Linked DNA regions of Mus musculus: region 2 is linked to region 1. A link is a loop called in an ENCODE intact Hi-C map of the cell type or tissue named here. Cell type or tissue: heart. All regions are shown on one strand. Links, peaks and the distances in the headings refer to the core of each region. The heading gives the core; the rest is flanking DNA. Region 1 has its middle 110 kb from the start of Gm46323. Region 2 has its middle 140 kb from the start of Gm46324.

Region 1 (11,064 bases), core at 1,979-9,978:
ACACTCACCTGGATCACACGTTACATAATGTAATTAGAACACGACGGGGTAAGAAATCTATGTTGGGGCCCAAGCCACAATCAAGACACAAAGATAAGGACTAGAGGCATCCACATGTGTTGTGGGCTACTACCCCTCAAATGGAGCTGGATGTCCTCAAAACAAGGTCTGTGTTCAGACGCACTCATCACCTGGAGCTCAGGCTGCAAGGATGTAGTCTGGAAGCCAGCCCTAAGACTGGCCCTGGTACATGGAAACCTTAGCTTCCAGATGCTGCTGTAGCACTGTAAACATCTGGTCTCCTGGCTTCACAGGGCAGAGTGATACCGCCATGCACACATACATCAGCAACCTCTAAGGGCATTAGCAGACATCTGGGGAGCTCAGCCTGCTGGGTTTGGCTTGTCTGATTGGAAGGAATACAAGAAGATTCTCAAAATCCCTAAGAACAAGACTAACCCAGGAGAGTATCAATCTGGTGGGGGTTTCCTAGTTGCCAGAAGCCTCCTTTCTGGAATCCAAGTCACAGCCGCTAACAAATAGACCACCAAGCTGCTAGCACAAGATAGCAAGGCCAGCAAGTATGTCATACATGGCAGATCTGGGGAGCAGCAGCAGCACTTAGACAGAAAGGATTTCCCTGGCTCAGCTAATTTTAGAAACACCACATTAAACAACATTGTGTATGTTTCTTTACAGGAGTCAATGGAAGTGCACATTGTAAATCTTCAAAGGGAACTGTTAAATTTAATTAAGTTTGGCCTAAAGCAGCCTCTGTACACAGTTTATGTTTGGCCTAATGGTACATAATGAACTATAACTTAATGTACAAAGAGACAGCAATTTCAAGTAGCTAAATCCCAGCCAATCATAGTGACCGAGATTCAGTCAACTCAGGGAAGTACACAGGTTACCTGAGGTTCACATCAACAGGTTGAAATCGGGAAATCCAAGATTTCACCATTCAGCTGTCTTTTTATCTCCTGCACTCCGTCTGGATTCCCTCCTCCTATCCACAAGTGTTAGCCAGCCAGCTGCAGCAGCCCTGGAGTCACCCTGAGACTACTCTTGTTCTGTGGGTCATTGGATGTGGAAGCCATTCCTTGCTTGATTAAATTCTGTTGAATATAATCTATTCTGTTTTTAACAGAAAATGCACTAGCCTTTACTTCCTGAACACTTCAATTCCCTTCTTATTCTACTTCAGTGTATCATTGCTTGCATGGTGTCATGATGAAACGACGACACAAACAGCCTACAACAGAGGAAGGACTATTTGGCTCTCCATCTCAGAAGCATCCATGGTGACGGGGAAGGAATGGCAGAACAGCTCATGTCACACCATGGCAGACAAAGAAATAGAGAACTGGACAGGAAGTAGCCAGAGATAATAATCCTCAGATGACCTGTCTCTGTCAAGGGCAACTTCCTAATTTTTTTATATGTCTCAAAATAACATCATCACCACTCAAAACATGAGCCAGTGGAGAACATAATCAATGTACAACAGCTATGGAGAAAGTCTTTAGACATTGGGATAGCTCTTCGGGGAGAGAGAATAGAGCACTTGGGATAGGATTCCAAGGAGGACAGTCTAGGAGTACACACAGTGGGGATTGTAAGGACTTCCTGGTTTAAGGTAATTGGTCATTCAAGGTGTGCAGATATGTCATCAAACATAACAAATGTATCAGAGAGTTTTAGTGTCTGTTGAGTGCTCATTACAAGTTTCACACATCATGAATCAGGCTTTGTACTCACCATCTGGTTTAATCCTCCAGCCTCATGTTCAAGGAAGCTACTGTTTTTCCCATCTCCATGATAGAAGTAAGGCTTTAAACTGTCAAATGAGTTGTCACTAGTCTAATGTAACCTAGTTTTGTCTGGTTTCAGATGCACATTGAAATGATGTAAGAGTCCCCTGGTCCTTGGCTCTTGGGAAACATCATTCTCTGTGAACCTAGAATTGCTGGGTGGGATGGCCTTCCAAGATAGGATCACCTTGAGCAAAGGAGTTAGCCATCAGATGGCTCCAGCTTGATGTATGCAGATCAAGGCTCTGGATGGTATGTGAGGCTAACCTGACCTTGGTTTTGTCCTATGTATATCATTTGCATCTTATCATCCAACTTTCTTGTGCCAGGTTCTTCAAACGCCACACAAGGTGACTTGAAAAGCTGGGAACAGAGGGCATAGAACACATGTTGATATGCTGACCTTCTGCCTCTGAAATTAGCTAGTAGTTGGGTTAGATGAACAACTGCCCTATCTCACACATTCAACTGTATTTTCATATTTACAGATTCCAAAGGAGAAAGCTGCATGTCACCCTCCATTGGCTACCCTAGGGTTTTGCAAGTGAACGAACACATTTTCCTAAGTACAAAAACCCTTCCTGAAGACTTACTGAAACCAGGCAGCTCAACACACTTGTCAGGAATGAATCCATGGCCTGTGAGTGACCTTTTCCTTCCCAGTGTAAGAATTACCCCTCTATATAACACTTTATTTCTGATAGAAGAGGAAAACATGACAGAATAAAATGAGAAAGCTATAACCAGGATTGGTTAGATGTGAAGCAGAGTGGGAAGAGAGGATCTGGTCAGTAAGCAATGTGTTTTCCTGTCCCGGTTTGGGTTGGACACAGGCTGCGTGACTTCTTCAGGTCCCTTTTCAGTCCTCATCTGTAAAATGAGCTGCTGTAGCACTCCAGCTTGGGGCTAGACCTCCAGCCTGCAGATTCCACAGAAGATAATTCCCACTATGACATTTGTACACCAGCCCAGTGAGATTCCTAGGCAATGCAGAGGCTGCCTGATTTGCCCCAGAGGAAGCATCATGGTTTTGATCAAAAGAACCTAAAAACAAAATGCTTTAACCTAAGCAATTTGAAGCAGATGGAAGCTCAGCCTCTCTGGAGGGCAACCCAAGTCTAGCACAGTAGGCAGTTTCTATGCCATAATGTTTACAACCTATAATGTTTTCATTGTACCTGGCCTTGTTTCTTTCTTCTGAAGTAAAAGGTTAATATCGGCTTCCTGTTAAACTCTGAATAGTGAGTGGCCTGTGATACAGTACAGCAGATAAAGGTGGGTGCTTCAAAGCTGAGAGACCCTGACACCCACATGATGGAAAGAGAAAATCAACTCTCATACGATATCTTTGTACATATGTGAATTATACATGTGGCCCCACGCATGCACACACACACACACACACACACACACACACACAGAGAGAGAGAGAGAGAGAGAGAGAGAGAGAGAGAGAGAGAGAGAGAGAGAGAGAAAGAGAAAGAGAGAGAGAATATTTTTTTTAAATCTGAGTCATGGTGATAGTATGTAATTCCTTACAGTGGTAAGAAGTAATTCCTTCTCAATTTGTTCCTCTATTTTAATGTCATTAAATTTCAGATGATTAACTGTGTTAAATATGTATTAAAATGCCTTAGTTTGTTTAGGCTACTACCACATATCAAGAGAATTATTATAAATAGCTAAGTACTACATCATACATCTGATTGTTTCTTCATGCTCTTGAAGACAGTGGTGCCTAAGACTAAGGTGTCAGCAGGTTTAGCATCTGCGGAGATCCCTCCATTTGGAGTCATACATGATGCCTTCTAGCATCCTTGGATGGTTGAAGGGACAAAGCAACTCTCTGGGTCTTCAGTAAAAGATTACTAATGGCTCAGACTGTGTATCAGACCCAACTACTTCCCAAAGATCCTTTCTCCTAGAACCCACGCACAAGGATTAGATTTTAAAACATGGATTTTGAAGGAACACAATCAGACTATAATAAAGGGATTGAAAATAATATAAGTGGGACTTGAACACATACCTCTAAGACTTTCCACAGTTTGCCATTTTTAGGAAAGCAATTGGATTAATTGTGACTGAAGGGCAGGAACCATTAGCCCTATGGTTAGTCATCTCTCAGTTACTAATTCATGTAGGATTTGGTTTTTGTTTTTGTTTTGTTTTGTTTGCCTCTGCAGAGGCAAGCACACCTGGAAGCTGATAGGTGTCTCAGCATGTTTTTATTCTTCCATCACAGATAGTAAATAAATAGTAATATATTTATTTGTCTATATAAAAATGAAATGTTGAACTCATTATTTTAAAAGTTCCATTTTCTCTTAATGGATCTCTTTAAGATTTATCCACTTACAATTTATTTTATCTGTTCAATGATGCACTAGAAGTAGTTGATTCCACATTGTTTCTATTATAAGTATTGCTATTGTATACATACTTGTTAGTGTGGTCTTGCATCCATGCAGAGCACTCCCTTTGGTGCAAGAACCTGGAAACACTTGTACCAAGAAACAAGTCTGCCAGCAGTAGATAATTTCCTCTTAGTCTATATATTTGCATGTGCATTGCTTTATAGATTGCCTTTTCTGGGACTTCCTCCTATTCAATTTTACATGGACTACATGATCTTGATACCTGCAATCACTCTTCCTTGATATTTAAGAACCATCATAAAGATTTTCTGTGGTTCTCCTAAAAGTAATATATGTTTACTGTAGAAGATTGGGGGAAAGTTGGAAGAACACACATCAGTATATCCTTCGACAATTCTGAGAATTATTAGCATCCTTGCAGGGAAATCGCCCGCCAGGGAAACACTATTTAAAGCCCCGCTGATTTAGTGTGCTCCGTGATGAGCATGGCTAAGCTTAGGAGAAAGACTGATCCATATTTGAAACAAATCTCTACTCCCAGCTCAGTGAGCTACCATACTGATGCTCTATGTCCTTTGTTTCCTCACCTATAAGATAAGGACAACCCAGTTTATATCAAATTCACATGTTGGGCCCATAGCTGACAAAATCTTTTTGAAAAGAGTTTGGGTAGGAGGCCGAAGGGGGAGCTCAAGCAAGCAGTTAAGAGCACTTGCTACTCCTGCCTAGGACCTGGGTTTATTTCCCAGCACCCATATCCAGTTGCTTACAGCTGTTTGTGACTCCAGTTCTGAGAGATATTACACCCTCTTCTGGTCTCCAAGGGCACCTGCATGCATATGGACATACATACACATATAAGATGAAAACTACAAGAAATCGTTTTTAAAACTGGAAAACAAAAAGTGTCCCATGTGCTGTCTGTATTGTTATAGAGCAATGTGCTAAGACGCTTAGGGCAAGGGATGAGGGCAAAATAAGAATAGAATGTAGTCATGCTCACTAGCCCAAGTTCAAAGGAAAGGCAGAATCTTAGCATAGACACATGCATGGAGTCTGTAGAGCTACCACTAACTCACTAACTGTAACCATCTTATGGGGTGTTCTGATGGTCATTGGACTTCCATTTCCAACAATGTATGACCCAGAATCTAAAGGGAAGTGAAAACTAGTTGGAGAACACGAGGCAGTGGCTGACCTCATCCTCAGCATGTCACACTCAGAAGACCTAATTAGCAAAGAGAAAAGCAATAGATGTTTCTGGTATTATATAATTTCATTGTCTTTTTGCCTGGTATCAGTTTTCACCACCCACGGCCATGGTGTCACCTCATAAAGAACTTATTGTTACGCACAAAATAACAAGGGCATGCTCAGAACATTGCAAAAAGCATAACTCCACATTCTTTGTCTCCTTGCAACTGAAATCCTCAGGTCAACAGGCAACTGCATTCACAAAATATGCCATGCTTCAAACGAACATGGCTTGTGTTGAGATGGCCTTTGCCTAAAGAAAGACTATTTTTAGGAAGCTTGGCAAAGAACCCTACGTTTCCAGCCTCAAGCATGTACTGCCAAAAAGCTAATTCCACCAATTTTTTCTTACCAAAAGGGGATAAAAAAATAAAAAAATAATGGAAACAGCCTTCCTATGGCTAGCCTCCTTAAGCCTTGGAGCTTGCCACTCCAAAATGACAAAAGTAACTTCACACCTGAATGGTTGCATTTGGGACTGAAGCGACATGTCGTATGACTAAAATGTCCTGCCTTTCCATGCCTTGGAAGAAGCATGAACACTTTTTTAAAAGTGCAAATCCAATTAGAGAAGGGCCAAGGTTGTGTTCAAGAACTCCAAGGCTATAGACTGGAAATAAAGAATTTCCTTCTTGTTCCCTGCAGCAGTAAAAATGCTTTTAAATAGAAAATGGTAATCCTTATATGTACACTTTACAGCTGTGCAAGTCCAAATATCACTTTCTAATAAAGACTAAGATTCTAATAAAAACAGATGTCGATCCAGGATCCTGCTAAGCAGGGACAGTAGGATAAGAGCCCAATGTGTTTATCTGAGACTCTAGGTGATGATTTTATCCCTAAGAACAACTATTTTTCTATATAATTAGACCTGCATTGCTTTTTTATATAGACTACTAATTTTATGTTTGCCTCTAATCTCTAGCAGTTATTGGAATTGGAGCCTCAGACCAGCAGCCTCAGTATTTCCTTACACCTTGCTAGATATGACTTAGAGTCAGACTCTAATCGGAGTGTCTAGATGCTATCTGGGAACTGCAGATGGCTTGAAATAATTGAGAACTCTTCCTCTACACTGATAGTAGCAGAAGTCAGCAAAGTCCTCCCATCTTATCCTCCTACGTTTCCTTAGTCCTCTCTCTCTCTCTCTCTCTCTCTCTCTCTCTCTCTCTCTCTCTCTCTCTCTCTCTCTCTCTCTCTCTCTCTTTCTCTCTCTCTCTCTCCTGCAATGATTCATCATATTATTGAGCAACATAGACTCACAGAAAGATTTCTCTCCCTTGGTCCCCATTAGCTAATCACATTATCCTCGGGTTTCCTTGCATGGCTCTAGGTTTGCATTTGATGGTGGTGCCTTGTAAACTATCTATTCCACTAGCCAATAGGCTGTTTAGAACATATCATCATTCATACCTCCTGTCATCAGCTATGTATTCAGCACCAAGTTCAGAGATGGGATTATATTGTCCCCCCTTCTAAGTAGGATTGAAGCATTCATACTTGGGCTTCTTGTGATCTGTGAGTTGTAGCATGGGTATTCTCTGCATTTAGACTAATATCCACTTATTGGTGAGTACATGCCATGCATGTCCTTTAGGGTCTGGGTTACCTCACTCAGGATGATATTTTCTAGTTCCATCCATGACTTCAAATCCATGACGCCCTTGTTTTGACTAGCTGAATAGTACTCCATTGTCTAAATAGTACTCCATCATTTTCTGTATCCATTCTTCCCTTGTGGGACATTTGGTATGTTTCCAGCTTCTGACTATCACAGATAAGGCTGCTATGAGCATAGTGGAGCATGTGTCCTTGTGATATGGTGGAGCATCTTTTGGGTATATTCCCAGGAACAGTTTATCTGGGCCTTCAGGTAGAATGATTTGCAATTTTCTGAGGAACTTCCATATTCATTTCCAGAGTGCTTGTACCAGATTGCAATCCCACTAGCAATGGAGGAGTGTTCCTCTTTCTCCATATCCTCACCAACAAATGCTATCACTTGAGGTTTTTTATCTTAGCCATTCTAATTGGTATAAGGTAGAATCTTAGGGTTATTTTGATTTGCATTTCTCTGATGACTAAAGATGTTGAACATTTCTTTAAGTGCTTCTCAGCCATTGAGATCCTCAGTTGGGAATTCTCTGTTTATCTCTGTAGCCCATATTTTGATTGGGTTATTTGGTTTTCTGGAATTTAACTTCTTGAGTTCATTGTATATTTTCGATATTAGCTCTCTATCAGATGTAGGGTTAGTGAAGATCTTTTCCCAATCTGTAGATTGGTGTTTCATTCTATTGAGAGTATCCTTTGTCTTATAGAAGATTTTTAGTTTCATAAGGTCCCAACTTGTCAATTGTTGATCTTAGAACCTGAACCATTGGTGTTCTGTTCAGAAAAGTTTTCCCTGTGCCAATGCATTCTAGGAGAAACCTGGGTGGGTGAGGGAAGAGGGTAGGGGGAAAGATCTGGCAGGAGGAAAGCCCAGAGGGCCAGGAGAATTAATAAAAATATTCAACAATGAGGCATGAGGGCAGGAGGAACCTCTAGAAAAGTCCCAAAGATATGGGATGTGAGAGGCTCCTAGGACTCAAGGGGAATGACCTTAGCTAAAATGTCAAACGGTGGGGAGATGGAACCTGAAGAGACCACCTCCAGTAGATAGACATGGCCCCCAGAGGAGGCATGGGGCCACCCACCCAGCTCAAAAATTTTGACCCAGAATTGTTAGAGGAAATGCAGGGACAAAAATGGAGCAGAGACTGAAGGAAAGGCCATCCAGTGACTGACCCAACTTGGGATCTGTCCCATGGGCAGGCACCAAACCCTGACACTATTACTGACACCATGTTGCGGTTGCAGACAAGAGTCTAATCTAGCATGACTGTCCTCTGAGAGGCTCTACCAGCAGCTGACTGAGACAGGTGCAGATACTTACAGTCAACCATTGAACTGAGTTTGGGGACTCGTATGGAAGAGTTAGGGGAAGGGTTGAAGGAGCCAAAGGGGATTACAACACCATACGAAGTATCAACTAACCCAGACCTCTCAGAGTTCCCAGAGACTTAGCCATCAACCAAAGAGCATACATCAGCTGGTGTGTGGCCTCAGGCACACATGAAGCAGAGGACTGCATTGTCTGGCTTCAGTGAAAGAGGATGTGTCCAATCCTGTAGAAACTTGATGACCTAGAGAAGGTTGATGCTGGCAGAGAGCTGAGGTTGGGAGGGGGAAGCACCCTCTCAGAAGCAAAGTGGGAAGGGGGAGGAACTCAAAGAGGGGGGACTAGAAAGGGGGGAGCAACATTTGGAATATAAATAAATAAAATAATGTTATTAAATGGAGATGGTGTTCATAGCTGAGATAGAGCGGCTGTTTCATTGCTTTGAAAGCTCATCAAAGAGAGGTGGGAGGAAAGGAAGGGAGGAAGGAGAGTGGGGAAGAGAAGAAGATGGAGAAGGAGGAGGAGGTGGAGGAGGTGGAGGAGGAGGAGGAAGAGGAAGACTAGGAGGAGGAGAGTAGTGATACAACCTGCTGTAATAGTGACTGATCATGGTAGCTTGCTCTTCTGTGGGTCTCATAGCTGTTACTATAGCTGCAGCGACTTCATGTGTAAGAGGGCCACGTCATATCCAGTAGACAGTGTTTCACAACTCTCCTCCCCAACCTCTGGCTCTCATATTATTATTTCTAGCCCCTCTTACATTATGCTTCCTGAACCTTGGAGGGAGGTAATATAGGTGTCGTATTTAGAGCTGAGCACTCAGCCTGTCACTTATCCTTGGTGCTTTGGCCAGCTCTGAGTCTCTGCATTACTGTTGTCCACTCAGAGAACGTTTTCTGACTAAGGTTTAGCGCAGCACTGATCCACAGGCATAAATCTGGACGTCTAGAAGGCTGCTGGGTAAAAGTCCAGTCAGTGAAACAGCAGTAGCAAGTCCCTTCCCATCCATCATCCCCAGGGTCACTGTGATCAGAGTATATTATATGAAAAAAATCAATAAAAATACATACTAAAAATTCATATTTGCCAAAGTATTCCATGTGCAGACAGTTCTTTAGAGAAACAGATATGAATAACTTATTTTGCAGGAGTGGTAACAAGGATCCAAGCTTCACATTTTGTCAAAGTACCTTGAAGAAAAGCAGAAATTAACCTTTCAATCTTGTTTCCGATTTCTACCATGAAAAGCAGTCCTTTGAAAATAATGATTTACTTTTTCAAAGCATCTGGGCTCTGTTTCTTTAAATTTCAGGGGCTAAGCTGAATATCTCACCATTAATATTTTAAGAGTCGCTGACACCTAATGGAAGATTTTGAAAGAACAAGCAATTCCTAGGAAAGTGGGATAGCAGTGGACAGTCCCTTTCTGGGAAGATGTCATACCCCCTCTTACCCAGAAGACCCATCCTGCAAACTGCTGCCACCTACGGATCCAGCAGGGGTTCCAGAGAGCTAGAAGTGCTGTGACCTCGTATGGTGATGGTGACACAACTGACCCGGGACACTGTCCGGGTGTCACTTTTCCACCTCACATTGTTTTCCTAGTTGCTCAGAGGTGTCCCTCTCAGGCCTGTTTGCCATGGTACCCTTGAATAGCCTATTAGTAACGGCTGGCTCCAGAGGCCTTCCTTATGCTGCAGGCTTTGTGTCAGCACTAGGAACCAGTGTGGCGCCTACCATGGCCAAGTGGCCCTCCAGGACCCCACTGGGAAATCCTAGAGTTTTATGGGGTTCACTGCAGTTTTTGTGTAAACAATATAACGTTTTATGATGGGAAACCTATTCCTTTGCTTTTTATGGAAAAGCATTGATTAAGGCTTTCTTAATGTTTGAAATGTAAAGAAGTGTGAAAAACTAATGCTGTTTCAGAAACGGTCTGAGGAAAAAGATCATGTAGTGTCTACAAGCTTAATGACCTTTCTCATAAAATTATGTGGGGGATTTGAGATAAGCAAGCAATAAAAATGTTCCATTGCCTCTGGTTCTCCCAGCTGTGGATTAAATGTTTTATAAAGATAGCCCATTGCTGTCCCCATTCATTTGGTCCAAGAGAATTTAAAATAATTCCAAAAGGAATGTCAATAAATTCATATCTTACATTTTTAATTAAAATAGTTGAAGTAGCAAACTTTCTTTAAAAGCTATTTTGAATTGAGAAGGCTGATTCTGCCCAAATTGCCTTCATGAAAAAACAAACTGCACTGGTGAATACAGGTTCTCATAATTTGTGGGAACCAATAGGATAAACACCACCAGAAGGACTCTCTAATGTAAACTGGAGACTTTGAACAACATGCATATCAGGGTAGATTCAACAGCTGTAGCCGATATGCCATGTGCTGATGCTGATGGCAGGAGAGGGCAAGTGTTTTGAGACAGGATGCATGGGAACTTCTGTAGATCCTGTTCGCCTCTGCTACAAAAATAAAACTTCCCCTAAAATGCTTTCAAATGCAGAACCTAAATTTAAAAGTGTGTGTGCACATATATATGTAAATATGAGTGTATTATGCACATATGTGAATATGTGTATATTGTTTATGTATATATTAGGGGGTATAGTGTGTTGTGTGTATCTATATATGTTCACGTTCACATGTGTGCATATGTGTAC
Region 2 (11,064 bases), core at 1,055-9,054, 960 kb before region 1:
GTAACCATACAAGTTCTAAGGATACATGTTTTCTAAAAGAAAACTTGAGACTCCTGTCTCTTGGATATTGTTGGATTCTCAAAAGCTATTCCTAGTGGGCCTTAGGTATGGGAGCATACCCAATAGCTTGAGCAGAGAATTAGAGAACCTCTTCTGCCCGAAAAAGTAAGGCTTATTGGAGTTTGATATTCAATGTGAACACCATTTCCTGAATAATTTCTATAATTACAATCAAAGCTTTCAGACCTGTAACCACCAGAGTCTTGGAGATGGCAATATTTATATCACATGGGCAACTCTTCAGGCTTCTCTGAAGTCATTCTACTTCCTCTGCTGCCAGTCCCATTTCTGTTTTATGACCCGATACTTTATCTTAATTAAAATATCATATAAATGGAATCATCATTCATTGTATGTCTCTTTGAATATGGCTCCTTTCATCGAGTCAAGGCATTTTTGATGCACCCATGCTACTACGCACATCAGTTACTCATTTTATTTTATTTGTGACTACTATTCCATTGTAAGGGAATCGGCCTGTTTGTTTATCCCTTCACCAGACAAGAGTGTTTGGGGTATTTCCAGTTTGGGGGCAAAAATAAATAAAGCTGAAATAAACGTTTCCACCCAGGTTTTTATGTGGACATGTATTTTTATTTCTCTTAGGTAAATACCTAGCAGGGGTATGGCAAGGCAAATGCTAAGTGGGTGTTTAGCATCTTAAGAAGTTGACGAATTTAATGCCAAAGTGGCACAGCTGCACTTCAATTCTCACTGCTCATTGCTTTCATGATGTGCTAAGGGATTTTTTAAAGGTCATAATGGCCGATCCTTCTACAGCTTCAAGTTTTACAATTTACCCAGTACTCAGTATCTATTATTTCATGTCATTCTGAAAGTATCCAGGTAGGTAAGATGCCAACTTTAGAGTTAAGGAGTCTGGATGAGGATCTTTTAAGCTCTTTTAGCATTTTTTTAAGCTCTTCCAGGCATCAGTTGTGTTATCTAAATAATGATACTCTTGAGGCCATAAGGAAGAATACAATGATTGAAAGTTTGAATTTTAATGTCAGTCTTGTGTTAGAATACGAAATAGCCACTTAATCTCTGTGACAGCAGGCAAGTATTTCCCCTCCCTGAACTTGATTAAATGGGTATATGCAGAGGACATAACAGACTGTTCCCTGCAGGGTGGGTGCATCATAAAACCTATATTTGTTGACATTGACAGTATCATTGCTGTGGAGAAAGTGTGCCTGAAAGCACTCTGCAAATTGCCAAGTATGGTGTGAAGTAAAGCATCTAGCAGATGTTAAAATTAGGAATCTTCATACAGAGGGATATTCGCAGCCATGCCATTACCCATGTATCTCAATTTTCAGTCTAGGGAGTTCATTTGGCTCATGATATGGCCTCTGGAAAGTCTTCTAGGGCCCTAAAATATTATTGAGGAAAACCGTTGTGCCGGCTGGTTTTGTGTGTCAACTTGACACAGGCTGGAGTTATCACAGAGAAAGGAGCTTCAGTTGGGGAAATGCCTCCAGGAGATCCAGCTGTAAGGCATTTTCTCAATTAGTAATCAAGGAGGGAGGTCCCCTTGTGGGTGGTGCCAACTCAGGGCTGGTAGTCTTGGGTTCTATAAGAGAGCAGGCTGAGCAAACCATTGGAAGCAGACAAGCCAGTAAAGAACATCCCTCCATGGCCTCTGCATCAGCGCCTGCTCCCTGATCTGCTTGAGTTCCAATCCTGACTTCTTTCAGTGATGAACAGCAATGTGGAAATGTAAGCTGAATAAACCCTTTCCTCCCCAACTGCTTCTTGCTCGTGATGTTTGTGCAGGAATAGAAACCCTGACTAAGATAACCATAGAGGTGGATCTGCATTAAAAGCTCTCCCTGCTCTTCCAAGGATCAAAGTTTGTTTCCCAGAACTCATGTCCCACAGCTATCTCTAATTTCACCTTGAGGGAATCTATGCCTTTGGCTTCCTTGGGCACTTGTACACATGTGCCCACACACATGTCTCTACACACAATGCAAAACAATATGAATAAATCTTTAAAGTATTTTCCATGTAAATAGAACTTGCAGAGATGGGATTTTTATGAAACTGGATTTACACACACACACACACACACACACACACTACACACATGTTATGTACTTTTTACTAAAGTGGCTTTAATGTGTTTTGTTATCAGCTGCAGCTTGAATTTGTCTGGCTTCTTGTCACATAATTAATTGAAATAACGATGAGCTGTGATTCTGAATCATCTCTGACTTTTTCTATATTTCCATCTTCTTTCTTCCACAGAGAGAAGCTGGGCTTCCAGTTATGCCGGTCCACCAATCCAGTAAATCATCCACTGGTTTCTATAACACATAAATGTGTTTCAGTATGGTAGGCTTTAGTCTCTATTTATATACCCACTTATTTTTGAAAAGTAAAAAGATTATTTTCTGTTCTATTTCTTCTAGACTGATGTTAATTGTCCATAATACTATGCTCTGTATTTATTTATGTTAATTACAACTCCTACTTATAGCACTTGGAACACTGGGAAGAGGATGTGGAAAGACAGTAAGATCCAGAGGACCAGAGTTCTGCCATTACAGTGTGTCCTAGATTGCTGCCTAAATAAGACCTGAACAATGACCATTGTTAGATATGCTAACACAGAAAAAAGGGACAACCACATGCATGGAGTTCCTGCTGGAGAAAAAGAACTAATGGCAACTAATGACTGAAGAGAGAGAGAATTAGCCTTTTCCAGGGAGGAGTCTCTTAGTTGTATATGCAGCACAAAGTGGCTAGCCTTGGAATAATATAAACACAAACAAGAAAAACAGGCAGGCAGGGTACAGCTATATTTATACATTTATGCACATCCCTGTTTAGCAATAATAATCAAAGAAACAGAGGCCATCACCTTGATAGGGAGATGGGGCAGGGCATGAAAGGAGTTAAGGGAGGAAAAGGAGGGAGAAAAGAATATAATTCTATTTTAATTAAAAATATACTAAATAAGATGAAGAAATTATATATTTATATCAGTATTATTTTATTCATTTTAAATGAAGTTGGATTTTCTTCTTTCCATTATTCTGAGGTTGTCCTCATCATCTTTGTAATTTTATCTTCACATTTATAGATGCTTCGAACCCTCTAAATCCAAACTAAAAAATTATATATTATATTAATTCTTCATTTAGTTTACTTCAATTCATCTCTTCTTTCTTATGCCCAAAAAAACATGTTCAAGTGTATCTTATTTCCTTATTATCTTACCTTATCTAATAGCATGGCACATTGTTTTCCACTATTGTTTCACAAGACCCTCTACCTTGTTTTTGCAATGCGTTTTAGTCGTTCCATACTGTGAATATACAGAGAAAGAAGTTTCATTCAAATCCTTTGATTTTTCTGGGGCTTAGTGTAGAACTGTGTCCTGTAAGTATTGTTAGATGTTTGAATGAAGAAAATAGACAGTAATGATATTTAACTGAGTATATACTAATCAGTACTATACTGCACAATAGTGCCTGCTTACAGCCTTCAGGCTGAAGTTGGCACCCCTCTGTCTTGCATACAATCTCAGGTGCATTTTGCCCACACAAATCTTTTATAGATGCCACTCTGAATAAAGGAACCCCTAATCTAACATACCTCTGTGAACCCGTGAGAATTCTAAATTTCATTTTAGTTGTCCAGCAGTTGATTTTATGCTTTGCCAATGTTTAAACACATAATTAAAGGCCTCTGATTTATCAAGATTCCTGTCATTAGCTTGTGTCACAATACTCTGAAAAGACCATTTCTATGATAGCATTTGATACAATTTTAGACTATATTGCAACCATGAGCATACTTTCAGTCAGTCTGAGAGTTTGAGTTCCGGAGTCCTGGGATTCCTGCTTTCCTCCAGCTACAGGTTAAAGATGGTTTTGAATGAAGTTCTTCAATGTTCTGAATCTTGACTCATTTTACTTTTCTGACAAAGATTCGATGTGGGCTAACATCTCTTAGTCATACATTGTAAAAGAGCAATTTTTATTCTGTGTCAAATTCGTCACTGACAGGAAGGGGGCACCATTGAACAGCTTGTGGAGTTTCTCTATCTCGGTGTAGAAAGGGGCTGGATTATTCCAGCTGAAACTGGAATCCTCAAACTATTTGATACACCAAGGTCTTCATTTACTCTAAATTTGAAATTTGAACTGAGGATGAAGCTAAGAATCCTTCTTTGTATCTCTTTGTAAATCCATGCATAGTGCTAATTATTATTCTTATAAATCCCATATGAGATTCCGAAAGCTTAGAATGGTGGTAATGAAGAACAGTAATGGTTGATGACTACTTGTCTTCTTGAAGTTTATCAGTGTACAAACAAAATGAGTATGTGTATGTGCAGATAAGAGGGTGTGCATATTTGTGTGTGTGTGTGTGTGTGTGTGTGTGTAGGTGTTTGCATATGTATGTGCATGTATACACTGTAAGATCTGAGAGAAGTAAGGCTTTTCTTTAAATAAGCAATAGCAACACTGATACAGTTATTTTCTCTGTGTTTCCATCATTAGGTGTTTTGTACTAAGGCTGTGTTTGCATATCAGAAGACACTAGTGCCTCACAGCACCCATAGCTCAGGGAACATTAGTCCATGGACTTTGAGAGCTGAGTAACGTTAATGTCCAAGTGGATTTAGTGTAAGCCTTCCAAAGCTCTCTGACCCAACTTCCTCAGGTATGGAATTTGATCTCATTTTCCTGAACAGTCTGAGCCTAGTGCCACAATATAGAAAGGGAGTTTGTTATTGTCAGAGAGAATGTCAAGATACTCTGTAGTCCATTTATAGAAATAAGACTTGGGAGGTGTATAAATCTCTAGCCAAAATGAGAGAAGGGGGAGCCGTTTGCTTTTAACCACAGTTCACATGAGAATGGAATTTCCAAACAAACTTTTATCTCTCAAAACTCATTGTTGGTGATAGTTCTAAAAATGAATGGATAAGGCAGCTGGGGAATCTATCCCTTTAGATTCTTCAAAGTGTTTTCTCACCACTGCTTAAAGGGCATTTCCTAAGGAACCAGGAGGAGGCAGCTGTGTGTTATCCACTCAGAGTGTCACTCGGCTTTCTCTAGGGCTTCCCTATCAGTCTGCCTTTCTAAAAGCTCCAATTTTCTCCCTGTGACAATACACCACGGTCAGGGGCGGGGTGGGGGGGGCATGAAGGAAGCCTGAGGGGACAGATTTGATATATCTGTGGAGGAAAATCATCTTAATGTACTGTATAGAAAAACTTCCAAAAGCCAAAGAGAAATGCTTTTTCTCTCAGTGAACTTACCTTCTGGGTGATGCCATGAGCATTGGTACATATTTTGTCTTCTGCATAGTTATAATGAAGTGCCAGGAAGAAAATGTTCAGCATTACAGATCACATGGGCCAGCTTACAGGGCTATATGACTTTGAAAGTCTTTCTTCATCTGTCTCTTTTCTGTCTAGTCTCTTACTCTAGAAATTTATTTTTCCTAACCAATATGGTTTATGTTGCCACTTCTCATAATAAGAAATAGCATTAAAAATGTGTTTTGGATGTGATTTTTTTTCCTCTTCATGTATAAGTCCTTTTTTTTTTTTTTGGTGAGGTCAGAGATTTGTAACAAAATGTAAATGTATAGCTTACAAAGAACTGCTTATCTCTCACTTGATTGAATCTGCTTATCTTGAAATAGTTTTCAGCACTTTCAAGGAATTTGACTCGGTTTATTTTAGAATAACTTGTAGATTTTTTTCACACCCTGAAATGAATTATTTGTCTTCATTTTTCTTCCTATTTAAAACATTATACTAGCAGTCAAAGAAAGAATGTATATGAAAAAAGAAAGAACCAGATTCCTTTTGCTTTAATTTAGATATTGGCAGGCAAATATGATAGTTTTGAAATATTTATAAATATAAGATACGAATTTCCTTCAGGAATCTAAAAATCCTGGTTATTTTTACATACTAAGAAGACTTATGACTCAATAAACCGCATGCTGACACGTAACTAAATAAGTAAATAACTAGAGTGAAGGCCAACTGCTGTTTAACAGCTTCCCCTGTTAGGTATACACTTTCAAACAAGCATGAAATGTAGGTCTCTGGACATCACTTAAAAGAACCACAAATAAACAGTGTGTGATCCCATGCTCCCATTCCTCCTGGACAGCCAGTGAGCATGGCTTGGAGTTGGGGGAGTTGCTGTTCTTCTGCCCAGGGTGCTCTAAACACAAACATGTCTGTCCACAGGCTCAGGGTCATGCTGCTGTTGACAGATACAGGGAGCTCAAGAAAGTGAGGAGGCCAGAAGTCTGTGGCCCAGGGACCATTGCCTTACCTAACCTTTTATTTAGCAAGGAATCATTCTCCAGACTCTTATACTTCAACTTCAACAGTGTGACCAAGTTACCATAGGAGACTGGAGTCAAATTGGCCAATTGTTGGGAATAGCTCTTTTTTTTCTACCTATAAGATGTAAGTTAAGCTCTGGTTCCACTGTTTTGGATCAAACTAATGCTGAAATAATAGGACACTTGTCCAGAACATATTTCCTTTGTATTAAACAAACAGACAAACAAATGAATGAACAAAAGCTCTGAAAATAGGACATGGTCTTGACAAGAAGGGGATCTGTGGGAGGGGCAAGCATAAGAAGGGATAATAGGAATTATGTTAAAAAAATTTCAGGAAGCTAACTTGCACCTGAAAGAGCTTTACCATAATGACTAAACAGTCCCAAAAGTATGAAACTAAATAAAATACAGCAAAACACAGAAAAAGAATAATCAAGAAAACAGAAATGCTTTCTTTCTAAACATTATTCAGATTCTTTTTTTTTCAACATACAAGGAAATGGGCAGATGCCTGCATTCAGAATAAAGCTTGATGGGTAACCATGGACTACTGGTCTACCTTGATAGAATTAGCTGTGTTTCTTGAGCAAATCACCGTAAAAGTAAAAAACTTAAAAACAGTGCCATATATCTCCTGATATTGGATTGACAGAGTGTCACTTCTGCTACTGTGTACAGCAGGTCTATTAGGCAAAGTGAGGCACTGCTAAAAATCTACGATTCTTTCTGCTTCATCTTTTGCCCCAGACTCCTTCAGAGATAAAAATCCCAGGAAAGAAAGTCAAGAAAACCACTCTTGTAATATATAATGTTGCCAAGCCTCCACTTACTATTTTTATTGATCATCAATGGCTAATGTAAAACATCACCAAACTGAAAACTGGGTAGAAGAGACTGCACGTGGAAATCTGGAAAAGTATTCGCAGCTGAGTTTGTTACAGGAACAGTAGCACATGGCTACACTGCCAGAATTTTCTACAATGTTATTGTCCTTAAACACATTAAAAGAATTTCTGTGAAGAAAATATTTCCCGAGAACAGAATAGTGAGTATATAAGTGTCTCATAGGAGAGAAAATGACAATTTTCAAGTAGACGTGATCAAATGTTCTTTTTTTGAGAAATAGCCTCAATTCCACAGGGAAATTTTTTTAATGACTAGCCTGCCTTGTTGTTAAGAAAAAAAAGTCTGTTTTATCCATTTCAATTATACTTTGAAGAACTTTAAGTGGAGGTGTTTCTGGATCAAATGCTGCCTTGTTGATATCATCCATCCAGTCTCATAGTGGTTGGGTAGGATGGTCACTATTAGTATTTATCCAAGATGAAGAGACTGAAGTTCCTTAGCAATAATGCTTGATCACAGTGCTAGAGAGATGAGAGGAGAAATAGCTACTCTAAATCAGACCACACATGATTCACCTATGAGTTACAGAATCCCCATATAGATAGCTATATAATGCAAAGTTAATTATAGCCATGAGATATACTGCAGAAAAAAATATGACATGCCACCTAAATTGTCTTTTCTGGGTTTAAGTTTTAGGATGTATCTTCTAGGTTAGTGTGGATGTATCAGCAAGACTCAATTCAGTGAACATCCCCCAAATAGTCTTTTGATTGAATGATCAGATGCAAATAAGGGATTTTAAGGGATGAGTTTCCAATGAAACACTTTTTAGGGACTGGGAAGGAGGTGAAAAAAAGTTTTTCCAATGTTTTATGAACTGAAAAAAATACATAAATAATGAGATATTTTTGTTCATTAAAAAATTATAGTAGTTATGTATGAAATCCACACAAAAATAACTGCCTTTATAGTCAAAGAAGGGTACTTTTTTAGCCTATGACTCCCCTCCTGGAGAAGAGTTAGCCTCTTGCTGTGGAGATAAATTATTTGTATAGAGCAATGGTAGTGAGTGAAGAGGAGCTAGGAAAAAGAAGGCAAGTGGGGAGATAGTTATATGTGAACTACTCCACATATCACCTCTGAGTATTACAGGCACAGCCTATCTCTTGCTTTGGAACTGAATGTTGCTCTGAGTAGCATCATGATGAGTACTGCACTGTCGAGCTAGTGTTTAAGAAAGGGTTGTGCATATGCACACATAAAGGTGCATGTGTGTGTTAAGTATTAAAGAAAGGTTGACTCTATAAATACATCCATGACTGGTTCCAGAAAAAGGGACACAGAGAAACTGTAGGAAGAAATTTACAAAATCAGTCAATTCACTGTCATTGATCTGTTAATATAAATGAACTGAGTGGCCTCTATGATTTAAAATTGTGTTATTAAAAGCCAGGGCTGCCGTTTACTTTGAGTTGTCTATTTAAAACTAATCTTTTCTCTCCTTACTAGTGTGTTGAGTTAATAAATTAGAAATTTTCTGAAGCTAGTTACTATAGAAAGTTTTAAAATCTAAAAATGCCAGAAAACTTAATTGCATTGGTTGCTAAGTTAAGAATATATATATATGTCTTTCAAAGCTTTTCCCCCCTCTTTTTTTTCTTCAGAGCTTTTGATCATAAAATGCTGCATTAAATACATCTGAATGAAATTCTTATGCATCAGAGTCCATATTGGAAATCATGGTAACCAGTAGTGACTCAGTATATTTTGACAACTGTAAGGAAATTCCTTAGACTTAATAACTTACACATATAAATTATTTTTTCATGGGTCTGGAGGCTACAATCTTCAAGATCAAAGAACTAGCAAGTGTAGTGTCGTGAAGCCTGGCTTTCTGTTTCATTGATGGTGCCTCCTGCTGCACCTTGTAGGAAATGAAGGTCCCTGCACCCTCGCACGAGGGAAGGAGCAAAAGGAACCAACACATTCTCTCAAACCCCTTTATAAGGAAATTAAGCTTGCGTATAAAGTCCTCCGTCCCTAGTAATACTTTACTGAAGTTAAGTTCTAACTTGAAGTTGGAGAAATATAAGGATTCAAACCATAGAAGCGACCTCATTAAAATGATTAAGTAGTGATGTGAGAAAGGATGATAAACATCCTCTGAGACTGGTTTCCATGATTTCAGGCTTCATGTTAAATCATCAGAAAATAGCAGCCCCACAGAACAGGGGTGATCGATTCTAAAATAATAGGGCACTTGATTAAATCAAGATAGCAAGAGGAAGCCAGGACAGGCTTTGGAAGTTTATTAATGGAGAAGGCTAAGAAGGTGATGGAAAATAATTTTTTACACTCCTCACATTTCTGACTTGTGTAGGCTATTATAGTTCATTTTCAGGCTGGACAAAACTACTCTTAGCTTATTCCATTTTCTAAGCACCTAGCTGAGGAACTCCTTTTATCCTGCTATACAATGTCCTTTATCAGAACCCTCTAGCTCTGGTCTCTCAGAGGCAATGTAATAAGGCTAGAGTTTGGCTCTAGTACATGGACAGAGGTCTTCCTGGATTCCAGTGTTGTCTTTTTTTTTTTTCCATTTTTTATTAGGTATTTAGCTCATTTACATTTCCAATGCTATACCAAAAGTCCCCCATATCCACCCACCCCCACTCCCCTGCCCACCCACTCCCCCTTTTTGGCCCTGGTGTTCCCCTGTACTGGGGCATATAAAGTTTGCAAGTCCAATGGGCCTCTCTTTCCAGTGATGGCCGACTAGGCCATCTTTTGATATATATGCAGCTAGAGTCAAGAGCTCAGTGTTGTCTTTATTGGCTGTGTTAGTGTGAGCAGCATACTTATTTTCTCCTTTCTCGTGTTTCTTCCTCTCAGAGACATGTATGTAGTAAAAATCAATTCTCAGTTCCTAATTATTATAAAAATCAAACAGGGAGATGTATATATGCTTAGCCCGTAAAAATACACAATGTTATCAGCCATTCTCAGTTCAGACTTCAACTTCATAATATAATTTTGATTGATTGATTGATTTCCTTCTTATAGTTAAACTGATATATACATAGGGTTTGAAGAGTCATTGGCTCTGCAGAATTACCTATGAAGCATAGCAGAATTCTGTCCCTTCTGTGTGTTGTTCCCACTCTTTCCTCTGCCCATAGGACATCATTTCTTCTAAATTGTTCTTTTGGTACTTAAACCTCACCTCTAAATCAGAGCTTCTCAATCAGTAAGCAGAAAATAGATTTCAGGTGTGAGGGAGATATTGATCCTCTTGCCCTTGGGGTGGTCAGGTGGAACCTGGGGTGGCATGAGCCCCTGTGTAGTTGCCTCCAATCTCAATCAGACTTTTCCACTTATTCCGGTGTGCCTTATAAATATTTATGTATGTGTGCCATGTCTTGAACAAAGTTGGGAAGAATTGCTAAATATAGTGCTACTTACAGATGTTTCAGTTTAGGCATTATGTTTTTACTTCATACACATGCCTGCAAAACACACACGCACGCACGCACGCACGCACGCACGCACGCACAGAGAGAGAGAGAAAGAGAGAGAGACAGAGACAGAGAGACAGATATAGAATTCTTGTTTCTCTCTGCCTATATACTTATTATAGTTCTACATACAATATTTTCTATATTCAGAATAGATCACTCCTAAACAGTATATTAAATTGTAGTTCTTTTTCTGAAGATATTTTTCTGAACATTTCTTTTGATTTTCAGTTTAGTTCTTTGTGTACTTATCACTAATTCAGCCCGAATTCTTCACCAATTATCCAACTCTTCCATCATTTTTCAA

What was found. Hi-C counts contacts between places; a loop is a spot of excess contacts. Peaks named below come from ENCODE experiments on the same cell type or tissue, not always from the same donor. Only the 100,000 strongest peaks of a DNase experiment are listed, where the experiment ranks them.
Region 2: a loop joins it to region 1, with 3 times the contacts of the local background. A loop is called at or near these places in 6 of 42 quality-filtered maps.

Annotation. Positions count from the first base shown.
Region 1 is chr12:9,260,887-9,271,950 of GRCm38, reverse strand. No RefSeq gene overlaps it. Among named protein-coding and RNA genes, the nearest start is that of Gm46323, 110 kb to the left of the region's middle. In heart, for the core only: no CTCF peak of the experiment used is centred there; no DNase peak of the experiment used is centred there.
Region 2 is chr12:10,217,059-10,228,122 of GRCm38, reverse strand. No RefSeq gene overlaps it. Among named protein-coding and RNA genes, the nearest start is that of Gm46324, 140 kb to the right of the region's middle. In heart, for the core only: CTCF peaks have their summits at 4,068 and 5,061; no DNase peak of the experiment used is centred there.